Linked DNA regions of Mus musculus: all the other regions are linked to region 1. The links are chromatin loops, found by intact Hi-C in ENCODE. Cell type or tissue: heart. All regions are shown on one strand. Each heading gives the region's core, and the rest is flanking DNA. Links, peaks and the distances in the headings are about the cores only.

Region 1 (7,852 bases), core at 2,853-7,852:
CTGAATCCTCAGCAAAGGATCCTGCTCCCTGCCATTCTGCTGGCTGGCACTGTCATCTGATCCTGAGCATATGGTATTCCAGCCTGGTGGCCTCTCTGTGTACTCATCAATATTTGAAGGCTCGGAACTGGAGCAGTGCCTGGTTCTGTGTGAACCTGGTAGCCTGGCCAGAGCTCTGTTCTTCTGGCCTTCTGGGGAACCCTCTGTGCCAAGTGTCTATGACTTGCTGGACCAGAAATGCAGGAAGGAAAGATAAGGGTCCTTGAAGGAGTCCTGGTGGGGCACTAGGATCTGCTGGCCTTGGGCAAGTTTCACTCCCCAGTGAGATGCCCTTGTGGTCTGGGAGACAAGTGCTAAATAGACTCAACTTTTGTTTGTTGGAGTAAAAGCTCTCCTACAGGCAGATTCACAGAGCCCTTTCCTGTTTTCCTTTTTACTTTGTGTGTGTGTGTGTGTGTGTGTGTGTGTTGAACATAAGCTGTCATTCTCAGCCAATTTCTACTTTGTTTGTTTGTTTGTTTGTTTGTTTTATGAGATATGGTCTGCCTCTGAACCTGGAAGCTTATCCACTCACCTAGGCTAGCTCCAGGCATCTTCCAGTCTTCTCCATCTCTGTAGCACTGGCTGGAACTGTCTACTGGCATGCCTTGGACCTAATCTTTTAAATGGGTGCTATGGATCTGGGCTCAAGTTCTCACCACAAGTAGCAAGCACTTTGCTGACTGGGCCATTACCTCAGCTCAGTCTCCACCTTTATTTATTTATTTATTTGTTTGTTTGTTTGTTTGTTTGTTTATATTGTTGTGTTGGCGCTCAGGGTGGGGCAGGATGATTCTCTGTGCTACAACCACAAGGCCTATGACTGCTAGACTGGGCAAACACTCTTAACTCTGAGACATATTCCCATCCCCCAGAAATCCCACTGCTGGTAGAGGAAAAGCCCTTGTTTAGGTGGACTGTGTATTCTACAGTCCCGGTCTTCCTGAAGACAGTGGGAACACCTGTCTGGCTCGTAGTTTGGCCAGAAGTAGCAGCCACAGAGCTGTGAGACATGGCACAGACTCAGTTCCCCTCCCTGTCTCCCAAGGCCCATCAAGCACTTAATGCAGAGTCTTCATAACTCAGCACCATCACAACTCTGAAAACACTTCTTTGGTCTGTTTGTTCCAAAAGAAAAGGCTGTGTAGCTTGACTAACCTCGTCCCAGAGCCAGAGCCTGTGTAGCAAAGCTTCTGCCAAGCCCTGGTCACTTGTGCGCAGGCCCTGACACTTTGGTAAGCAGATGACACACTGCACTGCATACTGTCTACTTCTCTTCTTACACAACATTGTCTGCCTTGGCCAGGGGATGCTACAACTGTATTCATTATTCATCTCGGAACACTGGCCTTAGAGAGAGGCTGCACAAGCTGCATGTTGCAGGCAACAGTACACGTGTTTCCTGTGCACCAGGAGCTAGCAGGTGTCTCTCTGTTCAGTGCTCTGCACCACCGGGCATTAGGAAAAACTTTAGGGCTCCTTTGCTTTCTCAGTGGCTCCAGTCTGGTGGGAGGACAAGAAAATACACGACAACCAGGGGTGAGGAAAGAGGGTCGGGTGGGCACTTTGCCCATCTAAGATGAGAGCAAGAAGATCTGCTTCCTGTCCCTATGCTGCCAAGCCCTATGGTAGGCGCACAGAAGCTCCAGAGACACATGGAAAATGGACCTTTCCTTGTACCTAGAGAGTGACTTTCACCCAGCTTAGAGCCCTTAAATGGTCTACTTCCTGCAGGTGCTGGGCACTTAGGTTCTTTCCACTTTTTGTCAATAATAGATGTGGCAATGGGATATTTTATGCATGGGAAATTTTGCTTCTGAGAACTTCTCCTTTTTAACCCTAAAAAATGTTTGTTTGTTTATTCACATCCTTGTTTATTGTTGCAGAGGCCTGTGAGTGCTATAGTGTGCATACGTGGATCAGGGGACAGACAGACTGAGGGAGCTGATTCTCTCCTTCCACCATGCATGTTCTCGGGTGGAACTCCAGCTTTTAGGCTGAGAGGCATGCGCCTTTGCTGGCTGCCCAGCTACCTTGTTCATTCCTGTCTTTGTGTTGTTGAAATGGGGCCTTACGTAGTCCAGGATGACCTCATACTTGGTATTAGCACGATGGCCTTGAATTCCTGATCCTTCTGCCTCCACCTTCCTAGTGCTGGGGATTACAGCTGTGTGGTACTATTCCTGGCTTCTGGAAACTGTTTTTTTATTTTTATTTATTTTTGTTTGTTCATTTGGTTTTGTTTGTTTGTTTGTTTGTTTTTGTTTTTTGTTTTTTCGAGACAGGGTTTCTCTGTATAGCCCTGGCTGTCCTGGAGCTCACTTTGTAGACCAGGCTGGCCTGGAACTCAGAAATCCACTTGCCTCTGCCTCCCGAGTGCTGGGATTAAAGGCGTGCACCACCACGCCTGGCTGTTTTTGTTTTTTTTTGAGACAAAGCCTCTCTATGTAACCTTGGCTATTCTGGAACTCACTCTGCAGACTAGGCTGGTCTGCGTGCGCCACCACCGCCCGGCTGGCTGCATTAGGGTGTTTATTACAGCAATAAACACTGTGACCACAAGCAACTTGGAGAGGAAAGGGGTTTTTCATCTTACAACTCTCAGGTCTCTATCACTGAGAAAGCCAGGACAGAACTCAGGGCAGAAACTAAATCAGAGACCATGGAGAAGTGCTGGTTACTGGCTTGCTCCCATGGCTTGCTCAGTGTGCTTTATGTACAACCCAGGAACACCTGCCCAGGGGTGGCACTGCCTAGAGCTGGCTGAACTCTACCATGTCACTCATTAATCAAGAAAATGCTCAAGATATGCCTACAGGCCAGTTTTATAAAGGCATTTTATTAAAGTTTCCTCTTCTCAAATGACTTGCTCATTTAACAAGGAAAATTATTGCAACCCTTTATCCCCACCATGATTATAGTCATTTGACAGACAGGGACAGGCTTGGGCAACAGTAAGTAGTCTGCTTGAAGGCAGATGCCAAGGAAGTAAAATGGGCAAGGTTTGTACCCAGGCTGCCAGGCTCCAAGGCTGTACCTCTTGCTTGCTGTGATATGCAGACGTTAGAAGGGAAGGCAGTGCCTTTAGGGCAAGCTTGTGACAAGAGTGAAGAACTTGATTCACCCTGACCTTCTTCAAAGTAGGGACCTGTGAGTGGCACAGGCCCATCATAGGAGCGCCACCTAACTTCAGAATTGCCATAGATGCTGGTAACAGGTACATATCCTATAGCCAGCTCTTGCTGTTCAGGTGAGTAAAGCTGGTTCCGGCCACATGGTTCTAGTTGATTGGACTAAACCTGGGCGCCTGACTCAAGGGCACTGAGTCTTGCTCTGGCCACACATATGACAGGACATACAGAGAGGAGTTGGACAAATCAGCCCCTCAGCGCTTCTTGTGGAAAGCTTGGAATGACAGAGGGTAGAAACTGCTTCAAGTGGCCCTGAATCAACCCCATAGCCACATTACCTACGTTTAGATCCAGGCTATCATTTCCTAGCTGTGTGGTCTTGGGTGAGTTCTGCTCTGTGTTTGTGTGTGCAGGGATGGGGGTGGGGCTGGGTGCATGTGCACATGTGGGTGTGTCCTCATATGGGTCCATATGTGTAGAGAGACCAGCAAGCATCCTCAGGTGATAGTCTTCAAGTGTTGTCTATCTTGTTCTTTGAGACAGGGTCTCTTCCTACCCTGGAACTTGCCAGATTGGCTAGGTTGGCTGCAGGTAAGCCCAGGAATGTGCCTGACTCTGCCTCCCCAACTGTAGGATAGTAAGCACATGCCACTACACCTGGCTTTTTTGTTTTGTTTTGTTTTGTTTTTGTTTTTTGAGACAGGGTTTTCTCTGTGTAGCACTATCATCCTGGAACTTGCTCTGTAGACCAGTCAGGCCTTAAACTCAGAGATTCACTTTCCACTGCTCTTTGAGTACTGGGATTAAAGGAGTGTACTAAAGTGCACTCCTTCTTTGCTTAAAGCTAGTATCAAAGTGACAGATTCATTAAGGCAATTTCATATATGCCATTAAGGTTGCCCCCCCTCCCCCGTGTGTGTGTGTGTGTGTGTGTGTGTGTGTGTGTATTCCAGGCAGAGTTTTACTCTGGCTAGAATTTCTATGTGGGTCATATATGTTCATGTCCTTTCCAAGCCTTTCACTGGGGTGACCTTTTACTGCCACTGGAAGCTGTGCTCCCAGCAAGGCGCCTTGTGGGTTCTCATAGTCTAAACCAGAAGAGGTCAGAGAAAAAGTTAACTGCAAATTATAGAGCTCTCCTCTCACTTCTGGAGCAGCTTCCCCCTCAGCCAGCTTTCCAACATTCCTCTGAGATTATGGGGACTAGTATGAGGACAAAGGGCCAGTCCCCTGTGAAGGCCAGTGACACAGCCCCACCTCCACGTGGGCTGGTGTTTTCAAAGTCCTCCGTTCCCTTATCTAAATGCCTTCCTGAATGGAGACGTTGATTTCTTACTGTTCTAGCAACCAGTGGTATTCCTAGGCCAGGCCTCTTTTTTTTTTTTTTTTTTTCCCCTACTTGTCTGGAGTTCAACTCCAGGCCTAGCTCCACGGGATCGTCCAAAGTCTCTTTTCATTTGCACTCCTTCCCCCGCCCCCCCCCCCCCACTCCCCAGACAGTCTCACTATGGAACTTGGGCTGTCCTGAAACTTACTGTGTAGACTAGGCTGGTCTTCAGCCCATAGAGATCTGGCCTCTGCCTCTGTGCCTCTCAAGTGCTGGGATTAAAAGCATGTGCCATTATGCACAGATTATTTGCACTCTTTTGTTCAGTAAGATCACTTTTGGGGGAGTAAGTCCAGATAAGTACCTACCTACTCTTTTTGAAGAGTTTTTGGCTTCCAGCAGACTGTGAAAACCCACAAAGAAGCCATTTTCTGCATGCTGGGGTATAGCTAGAAAGAAATCTCTCTTTCTAGCTATACCCCACAACACAGACCTGTAGTTTTATATTCTTTGTAGCCTCAATTACTTCCTGGAAGGACTGAATGATGAGACCAAAGAATGAGGCAATGTGTGGGCATACAGCATAGGGGCCTTGGCCCCCTTCCATGCCCTAGGGCAAAGGTACATTAGTCATGGTCACGCGACTGGACAGCCCGGAAGAGGGGGGGGGCAGATGACAGCATCCACAAAGCCAGGAATCGCGAACCAAGCACCTTTGGCCGGCAATTCTGGAGGCCGTTGAGGCCAGTCTGTTAGGAAGATGTCCTGAGAATCTAGCTGACATCCTCAGCACCACGGACAGGGAAACTGAGGCTGCAGGCACGTAGAGGGGGAGGCTTCTCTCTGAGCGGAGAGCGCAGCCAGCTGGCAAGTGGGTGTGTGGCCTTGACCCAATCTCTTTTTGATATTAGACCTGCAGATGGATAACGCCTCCGGCCAGGAGTTGTATTGGGCATGGAAGCATCTCGAACAGGGCCTCGGAAATGTTGTAAAAACACACCCACAGAGCTCCTTTGGGAGCTGCCTTGCCCTAAGGTCACGCGGAAAGAGCAGCCAGCCTCCAGACACCATTTTCCTGCAAAGTCCCCGGGGCCTTTCAAATCATCACTTTCAGACCTGGGGGCGTCTAAGGAAAGTTTCCCTTTCAACATCCACTCTAGGGTCTGCCAAAGCTGCAGAAGCCTCGCCTCTCCTGCCCTAAGAGGCTCGAGTCCGCAAAGGCGCCACCTTGTGAGTGCAGGCAATTGAGATAGCCTTTACAGGACCCTCGCGACCCCTAGACAAGGCCCCGCCCCCGGTGCGCCGACCCCTCCCTCATCGTGGACTCACCGCCTGAGCCTAGGAGGGGCTGTGCCGCAGCCAATGGGAAAGCGGCGTGGCGAGGGTGGCGGCGGTTGTGATGCGCCAAAGCGTCCAATCAGCGGCGAGCGCGGGGGCGGGCGGTGACGCTGGGCTCTCCGCGTGCAGCGCTGTAAAGGAGCGAGCGCCGCGGCCCCCTATAGCAGTCGCCTGCCGTCAGCCTCCCGCGCTCGTCTCTCGTTACTGCTGCCTGACGTCCATTGCTGCCTCTCCCCGCCGTCGCCGACGTCGCCTCCCCGCGCGCTCCCACAACCGCCGCCCGGCCGGTCAGTGAAGCCGGCGAGCCATTCCCCGCGCCGGCCCCCAGAGGCGGGCATCCAGCCGGACCCTGAGTGTGGCCCTCTCGTGCTGTGGCCGCCCGCGCCTTCTCGGCCGCTTGTCCAGCATGAAAACCAAGTTCTGCACCGGGGGCGAGGCCGAGCCGTCGCCTCTCGGGCTGCTGCTGAGCTGCGGTGGCAACGCTGCCCCGACGCCCGGCGTAGGGCAGCAGCGGGACGCCGCAGGCGAGCTGGAGTCCAAGCAGCTTGGTGGCCGAACCCAACCTCTCGCGCTGCCGCCGCCGCCGCCGCCGCCCCTGCCGCTGCCCCCGCCGCCATCACCGCCGCTAGCGGACGAACAACCCGAGCCCCGGACCAGGCGCAGGGCCTACCTGTGGTGTAAGGAATTCCTGCCCGGAGCCTGGCGAGGCCTTCGCGAGGACCAGTTCCACATCAGTGTCATCAGGTCAGTGGCTGCGGCACCGCGCGGTGGTGGTGGGGGCGGTGGGGGGTGAGGCTGGAGGGCGGGGCGGGGCGGCGGCTTGGGTAGAGGTGATCGCCGCGCCGGTGTCCGGAGCACAAACCCCGCAGCGCGGAAGGCCGCCTGCGGGCGAGCTTTGAGAAAATGTGTGCTGGGTTGCCGTCCCTTGCGGAAGAACAATACTATGTAGTTATACAAGCACATTCTGTACCAAAGCTCAAAATAGATGTGTCTAGGAAGCCGTTTCTCTGCGAGGGCCTTGAATGAAAAAAGGGATGTTGTTCCCAGCACTCGGGAAGCAGAAGCAGGCGGATTTCTGAGTTCGAGGCCAGCCTGGTCTACAAAGTGAGTTCCAAAACAGCCAGCTCTACAGAGAGAAACCCTGTCTCGAAAAACGAAAAAAAAAAAAAAAAAAAAAGGAAAGAAAAGAAAAGAAAGAAAAGAAAAAGGGATGTTGTGGCTGGGCTTTAGAAAAAGAGGGAGGAGCCGGGCGTGGTGGCGCAAGCCTTTAATCCCAGCACTCCGCAGGCAGAGGCAGGCGGATTTCTGAGTTCAAGGCCAGCCTGGTCTACAGAGTGAGTTCCAGGACAGCCAGGGCTACACAGAGAAACCCTGTCTCGAAAAAACAAACAAACAAAAAAAAAAAAAAAAAAAAAAAGAAAAGAAAAAGAAAAAGAGGGAGGAAAAATCCCCGGGGAACTTTTCCTTGTAGTACTTCTAGTCTGTAGTTTGATCACAACCCCCTCCCGCTCCAGAAATTCACCTTTGGCACTCAGTGAGCAGAAGCAGGCGGATCTCTTTATTATTGAGGCCAGTTTGGCCTACATAGTAAGTTTCAGACCAGCCAGAGCTACATAGCAAGACACTGTCTCCAAAAGAGGTAGAAGGAAATTGATGTGTGTTATTGGAAGGTAGCAATCACTCCTGTCTTTCTGAGGCTCGTGTCGTGTACCCGTGTTACTGGCCAGCGTCTGGAGGTGTGGCTCCACAAATCATTGTGAAGTAAAATGAATTCCTCCTCCTCAATCTCAAGCCGGGCATGGTGGCGCACACCTTTAATCCAGCACTTGGGAGGCAGAGGCAGGCGAATTTCTGAGTTCAAGGCCAGCCTGGTCTACAAAGTGAGCTCCAGGACAGCCAGGGCTATACAGAGAAACCCTGTCTCGAAAAACCAAAAAAAAAAAAAAAAAAGAATCTCCTGTGGGCAGAGTGATCATGAACATCCTTAGGTATTGGAGCCTGGCCTTGAACCAATGAG
Region 2 (5,000 bases), core at 1-5,000, 130 kb after region 1:
CCTGACTTCCTTACCCCACAGTCAGGCTTCGAGTCAGACATGAGTGAGATCATCCTGTGCGAGAATGAGGTGGACCTGGCCCTCAAGAACCTGCAGACCTGGATGAAGGACGAGCCTGTGTCCACCAACTTGGTGAGTCCTGTTGGCTGAGGGATGGTGAGTGAAGGCAAAAGTGGGGTGGCAGGGCACGGGGCAGCCTGCCCCAGGCCCATTCCTGCCCTTGAGTCCAAAGTAAGCCAGTCTTCTCATGTGGAGACTCCATCACCCAGGCACTGGTGTGTGTGTGTGTGTGTGTGTGTGTGTGTGTGTGTGTGTGTGTGTGTGTTAGACGGGCTCTTACTCATCTGACACCTGACTATGGTTCTGCATCCTAGCTCACCAAGCTGAGCTCAGCCTTCATCCGGAAAGAGCCCTTTGGCCTGGTGCTTATCATTGCACCCTGGAATTATCCTGTGAACTTGATGATCATACCTTTAGTGGGGGCCATTGCTGCAGGTGAGTGGGGTTCTGAGCCCTCCTAGTCTGATGAGTCTTCCCAAAGAAGGCTTCCAGAGGTCCAAGAAGTGTGCAAGCACCAGCCTCCCCTCACTACTTCCCCACTGGCTCCTGGCAGGAAACTGTGTGGTGCTGAAGCCATCAGAAATTAGCAAGAACACAGAGAAGGTGCTGGCAGAGCTGCTGCCCCAGTATCTGGACCAGGTGAGCATGGCTTTGCCTGTCAAGCAGCTGGCACACCCACACCCCTGTGCTGGCCAGTGGGGAGGTTCTCCTGCCCTGAGTCTGCCTCCTGAGCTGTCTTCCTGCCTTGTAGAGCTGCTTTGCTGTGATGTTGGGAGGACCCGAGGAGACCAGGCAGCTGCTGGAACACAAATTTGACTATATCTTCTTCACAGGTAAGGAGAGCCCTGTCCAGGACCTGGGGTAGGGGGACAGCAGATAATATGGTGCAAAAGCATTGTGGGTAAGGCCATAGGCCGGGGAGGGGATGAATCAGGAGGTGGAGGTGTCCCTGAGGGTGGCTCTCCAGGCCCTCTGAGAATCTTGGAGATTGGCTTCTGGGTGGTCAGGATGGAGGCAGACTCTAGGAGGTAGGTGGAACAGCCCAGAACTTGGGTTGAGAAAGGTCTCTGTGGCCAGGGGAGGCCAAAGGTAATGCTAGTTGACCAGGTGCCTCTTGACCATGTTCTCAGGAAGTCCTCGGGTAGGCAAGATCGTCATGACTGCTGCTGCCAAACACCTGACACCCATCACCCTGGAGCTGGGGGGTAAGAACCCCTGCTATGTGGATGACAACTGCGACCCCCAGACAGTGGCCAACCGTGTGGCCTGGTTCCGCTATTTCAATGCCGGCCAGACCTGTGTGGCCCCCGATTATATCCTGTGTAGCCAGGAGATGCAGGAGCGGTTGGTGCCTGCCCTGCAGAATTCCATCACGCGTTTCTATGGAGATAACCCACAGACCTCCCCCAACCTGGGCAGAATCATCAACCAGAAGCATTTCAAGAGGCTCCAGGGATTGCTGGGCTGTGGCCGTGTGGCCATCGGTGGCCAGAGTGATGAGGGAGAGCGCTACATTGGTGAGTCTCCTGTCCCTGTCCCTGTCCCTGGCACACAGCCCACCTGGGCTGAGACCCTTCATACTGAAGAGGGCCGTGTTGGACCCTGGTTGTCAGCCTCAGCATGACTCCTTGCATCCTTAAGTTAACCTATTTTTGTGCTATAACTGCACCTAAGCCTGTGACTCCTCAATTACAACCCTAGGTCCCACAGCTTTAGACTCACTGAGCTGGGACCCCAGGTGTCTGGGCTCAGATTTCCATTTGTTTTCCATTGTCCCAGGAGGTCAGGTCCCTGGACACTCAGACCCTGGAATCCTGAGGTTCAGATCCTGAGTGTGCCCAGTCTGGAACTTCGTTCCCATCCTCACCATGACAACAAGCAAGGCTGTATCTCCCTTTGTCCTCAGCCCCCACAGTGCTGGTAGACGTGCAGGAGACAGAGCCCGTGATGCAGGAGGAGATCTTTGGGCCCATCCTGCCCCTGGTGACTGTGAGAAGCCTGGATGAAGCCATTGAGTTCATCAACCGGCGGGAGAAGCCTCTGGCGCTGTATGCCTTCTCCAACAACAACCAGGTGGGGCCTCTTGGGGCTGGGCCACAGAGTGGGTGAAAAGGGGACAGACTGGTCACATCCACTGCTTAGGGCATTAGACTAATGCTGCAAAATTTAGCAGATAGCCTGGTTCCATTGAATACTGCACAAAGACACATGAAGACAGGCACAGGCAGGGCCACAGGTGCCAGGTGTCCTCTGCTGGCAGTAAGAGGCGTTCTAGGGAGGCCCCTCCCCCTTCTAAGCTGTGCAAAATTCCTCATAAGCCAAGCTCCTATGAGATTGAAGGACAACACCATAGAGGACCTCACAGGCAGTGCTTGCCTCGCTGCAGTGGGGATCCAAGCTCTTTCAGTTATAACCTTCTCATGCTTTTAATAATAGGCCTTGTAAAGTGCGCCCCCTAGTGAGTGCTTAAAATAAGGCACTGCTCAGTGTAAGGAGGAGCTGGGGGAGGCAGTGCAGAAGGGAGGACTCTCTATTCCCCGGTGGACTGTCAGAACTCACCCACCAACCTTTGCTCACTTCCATCTCTTTCAGGTGGTGAATCAGATGTTGGAACGCACCAGCAGCGGTGGCTTTGGAGGCAACGATGGCTTCCTCTACCTGACCCTACCAGCTCTGCCTTTGGGGGGAGTTGGTGAGTTCCTGCCCCCTCTTTCCATCCCAGAAAGTTCTTTGCTACTCCACTTGGATCCAGGCTCTGGGTCTCTTATGGCCTCAGGTTCCCTATGTATAAATCGTTCTTTGATTGCCCTGCGTTTCTCTGAGCTCCCTTGCAAGCTTTGAGCTTCCCAGGCTGGCGAGCGGGGCTGCCCAGGTGCTGCCCTCACACTCTCTCTGTGTGTCCTTGCAGGCAACAGCGGGATGGGCAGGTACCATGGCAAGTTCTCCTTTGACACCTTCTCCCACCATCGTGCCTGCCTGCTGCGCAGCCCTGGGATGGAAAAGCTTAATGACCTCCGTTACCCGCCTTATGGTCCCTGGAACCAACAACTGATAAGCTGGGCCATAGGCTCCCGGAGCTGCACCCTCCTGTGAATGCCACCTTGACTCCTCTCTCCTGCTTCCCTGCCCCAACCTACCTGAGCTTTCAGCGGCTTCCAAGTCCCCAGTGGTTTTTGAAAGGCAGGTGTCTGGCCCAGCCTGTGAATACCCCACTTCTGGAATGTTTTCTGAATGTACCCGCAGCCAGGCAGATGTATACCCCTTTCCATAGCACAGCATCCTCAGCAGCCTCCTGCTCTTCTGCTTAGACAGAGAAGCCCCCTCACCAAGTTTGGGCAGATCTGGTGACTAAGGCAGACTTAATTTGTCAGATCGTAACAGGATCCCAAAAGACAGAGCAGCTGCTCACAACTTCATCCATACCTAGAGGGTGGCTTTGTCCCACCTGAAGTGACATGATCATGACCTCAAATCAGAATTACTGGTGGAATCTCAGTGTGTTCATTTGTTACTTTCCTGTAGCTTCTATTAAATGACCTCACATGGGCAAATTCAGGGAGAAAAGATTTACTGTTGGCTCATGGCACCAGAAGGGGCAGACATGACATTATAATGGTAGTTCATAGAATGGCAAGCCAAGAAACAGCATGAATAAGAAGGAAAGCATGGTTGATTAGTTATGTCTGTTCTGGATCCGGCAGGAGTGTGTAATATGTACTGGCCACATCTCCGCTCCTAGAAAGATATAATGAGAGGTTGAATATGAAATTTGAAACTCGGGGATAAAGAGGTAGCTCAGTGGCTAAAAGCACTGGCTGTTCTTTCAAAGGAATTGTTCCCAGCACCCACATGGCAGCTTACAATCATCTCGAACTCCAGTTCCAAGGCATCCAACACCCTCTTTTGCCTCAGCAGGAATCAAGCACACATGTGATGTGCAGATATACATGTAGGCAAAACACTAATACATGGAAAATAACAAAATCTTTAAAAGTGGAGGCTTTGGACTGGGTGTGGTGGCATATGCCTTGAATCCCAGCAGAGGCAGAGACAAGTGGATCTTTGTGACCTTTGTAAGGTTAGCCTGGTCTACAAAGTGATTCCAGGGATATGTAAAGACCCTATCTCAGCAAACAAAAACTGAAGGTTTTATCTAAACACGGGGAAACCGAGGCCTTGAGTCAAGACAGAATTGTGTTAAGCTCATGGAGGATGGCGGGGGCAGTGCTGAGGGACAGCTTTGTTGAGGGCTGGAGGCTGGGTAGACAGGATGCCTGGGCCCTGAGATTGGCCCCTTGTTTTTCCCTGGTCCCCGCCCTGGAGCCACTTCCAGTTCCCAGCCTTGGCTATTGGGCTCCTCATCCTTAGACTCTCAACAAACCTGAGCTCGTGGCCTGCAGTTGAGAAAATTAAAGAAGTGTGGTGTTAGAAATTTGGGGTGATGGAGTCTCTAGAATGGTACATAGGGGACACAGCAGAGGCACATAGCAGGGGCTTATAGGTGATTGAGAAGAGAACGATAAAGAGAGGAGGTACCTGCTTGTGTGGATGATGGCTGACCGGATGAGATGGTCAGATGATGAGAGTGGTGGACAAGTGCATGGGGACAGGTGAGTGGCAGGTTTGGGAGCCACCCTGGGGCTCCAGTGGGGTCATGTGGGACCAGCTGTAGGTGCTGGGCCCACAGTGGTCATTAGGTACTAGGGAGGCCATAAGAAAGTAGACAATACAGGTGCATCTTCCTTCACTCATCCCAGGGCATTCGGTTAGTAAGAAGAAGCCATAGGACAGCTCTGGAGTGAGAGATGAAGGGACTGACGACAGAGAAGGTGATGGAAAGGCAGAGCGTACAGCAGGACCCCAGCTGTGGAGTGGGAGGTCATGTCTGATTGTAGGCAGGATTCAGGTAGAGGCATATATCTGTGTCAGACCATGGCAAG
Region 3 (5,000 bases), core at 1-5,000, 88 kb after region 1:
CTCCAGGCCATTGCAGAAATGTTCCCCAGCCTGATGAGACTCCTGAAATGGGTAGATTGGGGAGGAAGGGTTTATTTCACATGATAGTCCATCATCCAGGGAAGTCAGGGCAGGAACTCAACCAGGTAGGAACTTGGAGGCAGGAGTGGATGCAGAAGCCATGGAGGAATGCTGCTTACTGGCTTGCTCAGCCTGCTTTCGTATAGAACCCAGGTCTACCACCCCAGAGGTGGCACCACCTAAGTGGTCCCCCCGCCCCCCATCCAGAAGCAATCTAGAAAATTCATCATAGGCTTGCTTCCTTACAGGCTAATCTGTTGGGGGCATTGACTCAGCAGAGATTCATTCTTCCCAAGTGACTCCAGTTTGTGTGTCAAGTTGACCATCAACTAACCTGCACACAGGCTCTCACCCAGGAGCCTCAGCTGACTCTCAGGATTCTTCTAGTTCAGCCTCCTGGGTGCTGGGACTACCGGCTGTGTTATCACGCTGGCTGGCTTTATACCTCTTAAAATGTATCACCTCTAATGCAGAGTAAAGTCTTATTTTGTTCCATCACACAGCCAGGGTAGCTGCTCTTACTTTAGACATGAAGCAATCTTTCCTCACAGAGTTGAAGGGCGTAGCCTGTAGGTTTAAGATTTAGCTGAAAGTTGCCGGGTGGTGGTAGTGGCGCACACCTTTAATCCCAGCACTTGGGAGGCAGAGGCAGGCGGATTTCTGAGTTTGAGGCCAGCCTGGTCTACAGAGTGAGTTCCAGGACAGCCAGGGCTACACAGAGAAACCCTGTCTCGAAAAAACAAAACAAAACAAAACAAAACAAAACAAAACAAAACAAAAAAAGGATTTAGCTGAAAGTCAGTCACCGTGACCCTTTCTCAAAGGGTCCTGTATCCTGCACACCTACTAGCTGTGCATGCCTGGTTTAGTTTCCTTGTTTTTTGTTCTTGTTTGTTTGTTGTTTGTTTGTTTTTAACTTTTTCCTCCTTAAGTGTCGGTGAGTGGACCTAGGATACTATGCACTCTTGGCAAGCGCTTTACCGCTGGGTTGTGGCACTAACCCTGTGTGGGTCATGTATTGACTTTATTTACTGACAGACAGGATCTCCTATGTCCCAGAATGGCCTTGAAGGACCCAATTTAAATTCCCAGCACCTACATGGTGGGTCATAACCAGCTGTAATTCCAGTTTCAAGGAATCCAACACCTCCTCTGGTTTCCAGGGGCATCAAACACACACATGACTGGCTTGGGACATGAGACCTTGAACTTTTCCTTTTCTTGACTTAAGTTCCCCAGTGCTGTGACACAGGCATGTAACTCTATGCCCAAGTCTATGTGGTACTGGGGACTGAATCCAGGCTGGACTATTCTTTTTTTGTTGTTTTTTTTAATTTTTCTTTTTTTCTTAATTTTTTATTATTTAAATGCATTTTATAATCAATTAATAATATTATTAATAATGTTATATTAATAATATTGAGTATTTTGAGAATCAAATAATACATAAAAATTTGTTCAACTTTTATATTCATATCCTTTTATACCCTAAAAATATCATTAATGAATATTTAACACTATCCATAACTGAGGATACTATAATGTTGAATACTAAATTGTTTCAAAACATACAAAATATTCTTTGACCGTTAAGCATAGTAAAAGAACATAGAATATTAAAAATGAATTATTAAGAAATATATTCACCAGGCAGTGATGTCTCATGCCTTTAATCCCAGCACTTGGGAGGCAGAGGGAGGCAGATTTCTGAGTTTGAGGCCAGCCTGGTTTACAGAGTGAGTTCCAGGACAGTCAGGGCTACACAGAAAAGCCCTGTCTCAGAAAAAAAAAAGAGAGAGAGAGAGAGAGAGAGAGAGAGAGAAAGAAAAGAAAAGGAAAGAGAGAGAGAGAGAGAGAGAGAAAGAAAGAAAGAAAGAAAGAAAGAAAGAAAGAAAGAAAGAAAGAAAGAAAGAAAGAAAAAGAAATATATTTAGGGGCTGGAGAGATGGCTCAGCAGTTAAGAGCACTGACTACACTTCCAAAAGTCCTGAGTTCAAATTCCAGCAACCGCATGGTGGCTCATAACCATCTGTAATGAGATTTGACGCCCTCTTCTGGTGTGTCTGAAGACAGCTACAGTGTATTTACACCAATAATGAATAAATCCTTAAAAAAAAGGAAATATATTCAAAAGCCCTTATATGATACCACCTGAGATAGTGAGAGAGTATTTAAAATGCATTATATATCTGTGTATATTGCCTAACAATCAGTTTGCTTAGAAAAAGATTATCAGTGTTTCTAGGAGAGAAATTATTTTATCAGTAAATATATTTTTAAAATTTCAAAATAGCAAAAACTCTTTGAAGTTAGATATTAAGAAATTACTAATTTCAAGCACAGTGAGAAAACTTATCAATATTTCTATGTTTGTAGAACACGATTTTAATATCTTCAACTGTTAATATTCAACAAATAGAATAATTATTTTAAGATATATTTTATATGTCTCCCTTTTCATTTCTGATTTTATTAATTTGGATACTGTCTCTGTGCCCTCTGGTTAGTCTGGCTAAAGGTTTATCTATCTTGTTGATTTTCTCAAAGAACCAGCTCCTAGTTTTGTTGATTCTTTGTATAGTTCTTTTTGTTTCTATTTGGTTGATTTTAGCCCTGAGTTTGATTATGTCCTGCCATCTACTCCTCTTGGGCATATTTACTTCTTTTTGTTCTAGAGCTTTCAGGTGTGCTGTCAAGTTGTTAGTGTATGCTCTCTTCAGTTTCTTTTTGGAGGCACTTAGAGCTATGAGTTTTTCTCTTACCATTGCTTTTATTGTGTCCCATAAGTTTTGGTATAATCTGTCTTAATTTTCATTAAATTCTAAAAAAAAAAGCCTTTAATTTCTTTCTTTATTTCTTCCTTGACCAAGTTATCATTGAGTAGAGCGTTGTTCAGCTTCCATGTGTGTGTGTGCTTTCCGTTGTTTTTGTTTGTATTTAAGACCAGCCTTAGTCCGTGCTGAGCTGATAGGGAGCATGGGATTATAGCAGTCTTCTTGTGTCTGTTGAGGCCTGTTTTGTGACCAGTTATATGGTCAGTTTTGGAGAAGGTACCCTGAAGTGCTAAGAAGATGGCATATTCTTTTGCTTTAGGGTGAAATCTTCTATAAATATCTGTTAGATGCATTTGGCTCATATCTTGTGTTGGTTTCACTGTGTCTCTGTTTAGTTTATGTTTCCGTCATCTGTCCCTTGCTGAGAGTGGGCTGTTGTCATCTGTCCCTTGCTGAGAGTGGGCTGTTGTCATCTGTCCCTTGCTGAGAGTGGGCTGTTGAAGTCTCCCACTGTCACTGTGTGGGGTGGGATGTGAGCTTTGAGCTTTAGGGCCTTGTCTTTTCTTCTTTCTTTCTTTCTTCCTTGTTTTTGGTTTTTCGAGACAGGGTTTCTCTGTATGTGTAGCCCTGGCTGTCCTGGAACTCGCTCTGTAGACCAGGCTGGCCTCGAACTCAGAAATCTGCCTGCCTCTGTCTCCCGAGTGCTGGCACTAAAGGCGTGCGCCACCATGCCTGGCTCTTGTCTTTTCTTAAGGATTATAAAATACTCAGCCAGGTGTGCTAGCCGTAATTATCCCAGCAATGAAAAATAAGGCAGGTGGATAACTAGGAGTTCAGTCTGGTCTACACACCAAGCTCCAGGCCAGCTAAGGCTATAGAATAAGACTCTGTCTTAAAGTAGAAAATAAAAAAGGATTAACAAAATGTTGGAGTATGATAAACGTGTGTATGTGTGTGCATGCCTGTGCAGACATGTGGAGGCCAGAAGTCAGCGCCAAGTGTCTTTCTTGATCTTCCAACATTATTTTGGTAAAGATTTATTTTTTTATCTTATCTTTACTTTTATGTGTATGAGTGTTTTGTCTGCCTATACATGTGTATGCTTGGTGTCTCTGGAGGCCAGAAGAGGTGTTTGATCCCTTGAAAAGGCAGTTACATCCAGTTGTGAGCCATCATGTGGGTGCTGGGAATCAGAACTGAGTCCTTTGGAAGAACAGCCAGAGCTCTAGTAGCTCTAGTATTCTTAACCACTGAGCCATTTCTCCAACCCCCACCTTACTTATTTTTAAAATTACACTCTCTCTCTCTCTCTCTCTCTCTCTGTGTGTGTGTGTGTGTGTGTGTGTGTTGGTATATGTGGAGGCCAGAGGTCCATCTTATTTTGTTTCTTTGAGGAGGGGCCCCTCACTGCAACTCAGGGCTTGTTGTTCCTTAGGCTAGGCTGGCCGACTAGTGAACCCCAGTATCTGCCTATCAGCATTTCCCCAGTGCTGGGATTACAAATGCAGGCAGTGCACCTGACTTGGGGCACACTGGTTGGGGACGGAACACAGGAGATTGTGTGTTCAGCAAGCATGTCACTGAGTGAGTGATCTTTCCGGGCCTGCCCTCTTGTCTTATATTCTAACAGTGACTGTGAGAAGCCTGCGGCACGGCCTGTGCCACTATCTCAGCTATGAGCACAGGCCACCCTGCCAGTCAGTGTCTCTGAGATTGTATCTTTCAACCCTTGACTCTCAGGTTAAGGCTTCCCCTGACCTCCCACGGCCTTAGGAACTGGGACCCAAGGCCCTCATGGTTTCAGGCCACAAAAATCCCTAGACCTGTGGTACTAATGTCCCTCCCTCTGAACAGGTTTTTTGGTACCAAGTGGATGATGTTCTTGGCTGTGGGCATCTATGCCCTCTTTGTCTCTACCAACTACTGGGAACGCTACTACACGCTGGTGCCCTCTGCTGTGGCTCTGGGCATGGCCATTGTGCCTCTGTGGGCCTCCATGGGCAACTATATCACCAGGTAAGCCTGGTGGCAGTGAAGCAGAGGCTGGAGAACTGGCCGAATATTTACTTCTTTGCCAACTTTAGCTAAGGTTCTTTAGGCAAACCTTTTACTCTGCTGGGCCTTGGTTTCCCCTGTGAAGCTGGCTAGCCTGTAGTTGTAGTTGTA

The links. Hi-C counts contacts between places; a loop is a spot of excess contacts. Peaks named below come from ENCODE experiments on the same cell type or tissue, not always from the same donor. Only the 100,000 strongest peaks of a DNase experiment are listed, where the experiment ranks them.
Region 2: it touches region 1 in a loop (2.5-fold over the local background); 2 of 42 quality-filtered maps call a loop at or near these places.
Region 3: a loop joins it to region 1, with 2.0 times the contacts of the local background. A loop is called at or near these places in 2 of 42 quality-filtered maps.

The regions. Positions count from the first base shown.
Region 1 is chr19:3,845,835-3,853,686 of GRCm38, forward strand. Chka (choline kinase alpha) reads left to right here and starts at 5,939. Exons shown (of 12, transcript NM_001271496.1): 1 at 5,939-6,579. The coding sequence starts at 6,242. Gm51271 (predicted gene, 51271) reads right to left here and starts at 4,982; the gene lies at 4,933-4,982. In heart, for the core only: CTCF peaks have their summits at 5,761 and 6,728; DNase peaks (open chromatin) are centred at 5,897 and 6,557; H3K4me3 peaks cover 2,938 bases; H3K27ac peaks cover 1,804 bases.
Region 2 is chr19:3,978,040-3,983,039 of GRCm38, forward strand. Aldh3b2 (aldehyde dehydrogenase 3 family, member B2) reads left to right here. Exons shown (of 10, transcript NM_001177438.1): 3 at 22-132; 4 at 375-495; 5 at 614-699; 6 at 812-893; 7 at 1,191-1,577; 8 at 1,967-2,133; 9 at 2,653-2,752; 10 at 2,969-3,626. The coding sequence ends at 3,153. It overlaps Gm52386 (a long non-coding RNA gene), which reads right to left. Exons shown (of 3, transcript XR_003952881.1): 3 at 3,615-3,795. Among named protein-coding and RNA genes, the nearest start is that of Gm52386, 5.2 kb to the right of the region's middle. In heart, for the core only: a CTCF peak has its summit at 2,520 (motif pointing left); a DNase peak (open chromatin) is centred at 2,512; H3K27me3 peaks cover 393 bases.
Region 3 is chr19:3,936,832-3,941,831 of GRCm38, forward strand. It overlaps Unc93b1 (unc-93 homolog B1, TLR signaling regulator), which reads left to right. Exons shown (of 11, transcript NM_019449.2): 4 at 4,689-4,850. Among named protein-coding and RNA genes, the nearest start is that of Unc93b1, 4.1 kb to the left of the region's middle. In heart, for the core only: a CTCF peak has its summit at 2,115 (motif pointing left); no DNase peak of the experiment used is centred there; H3K27me3 peaks cover 471 bases.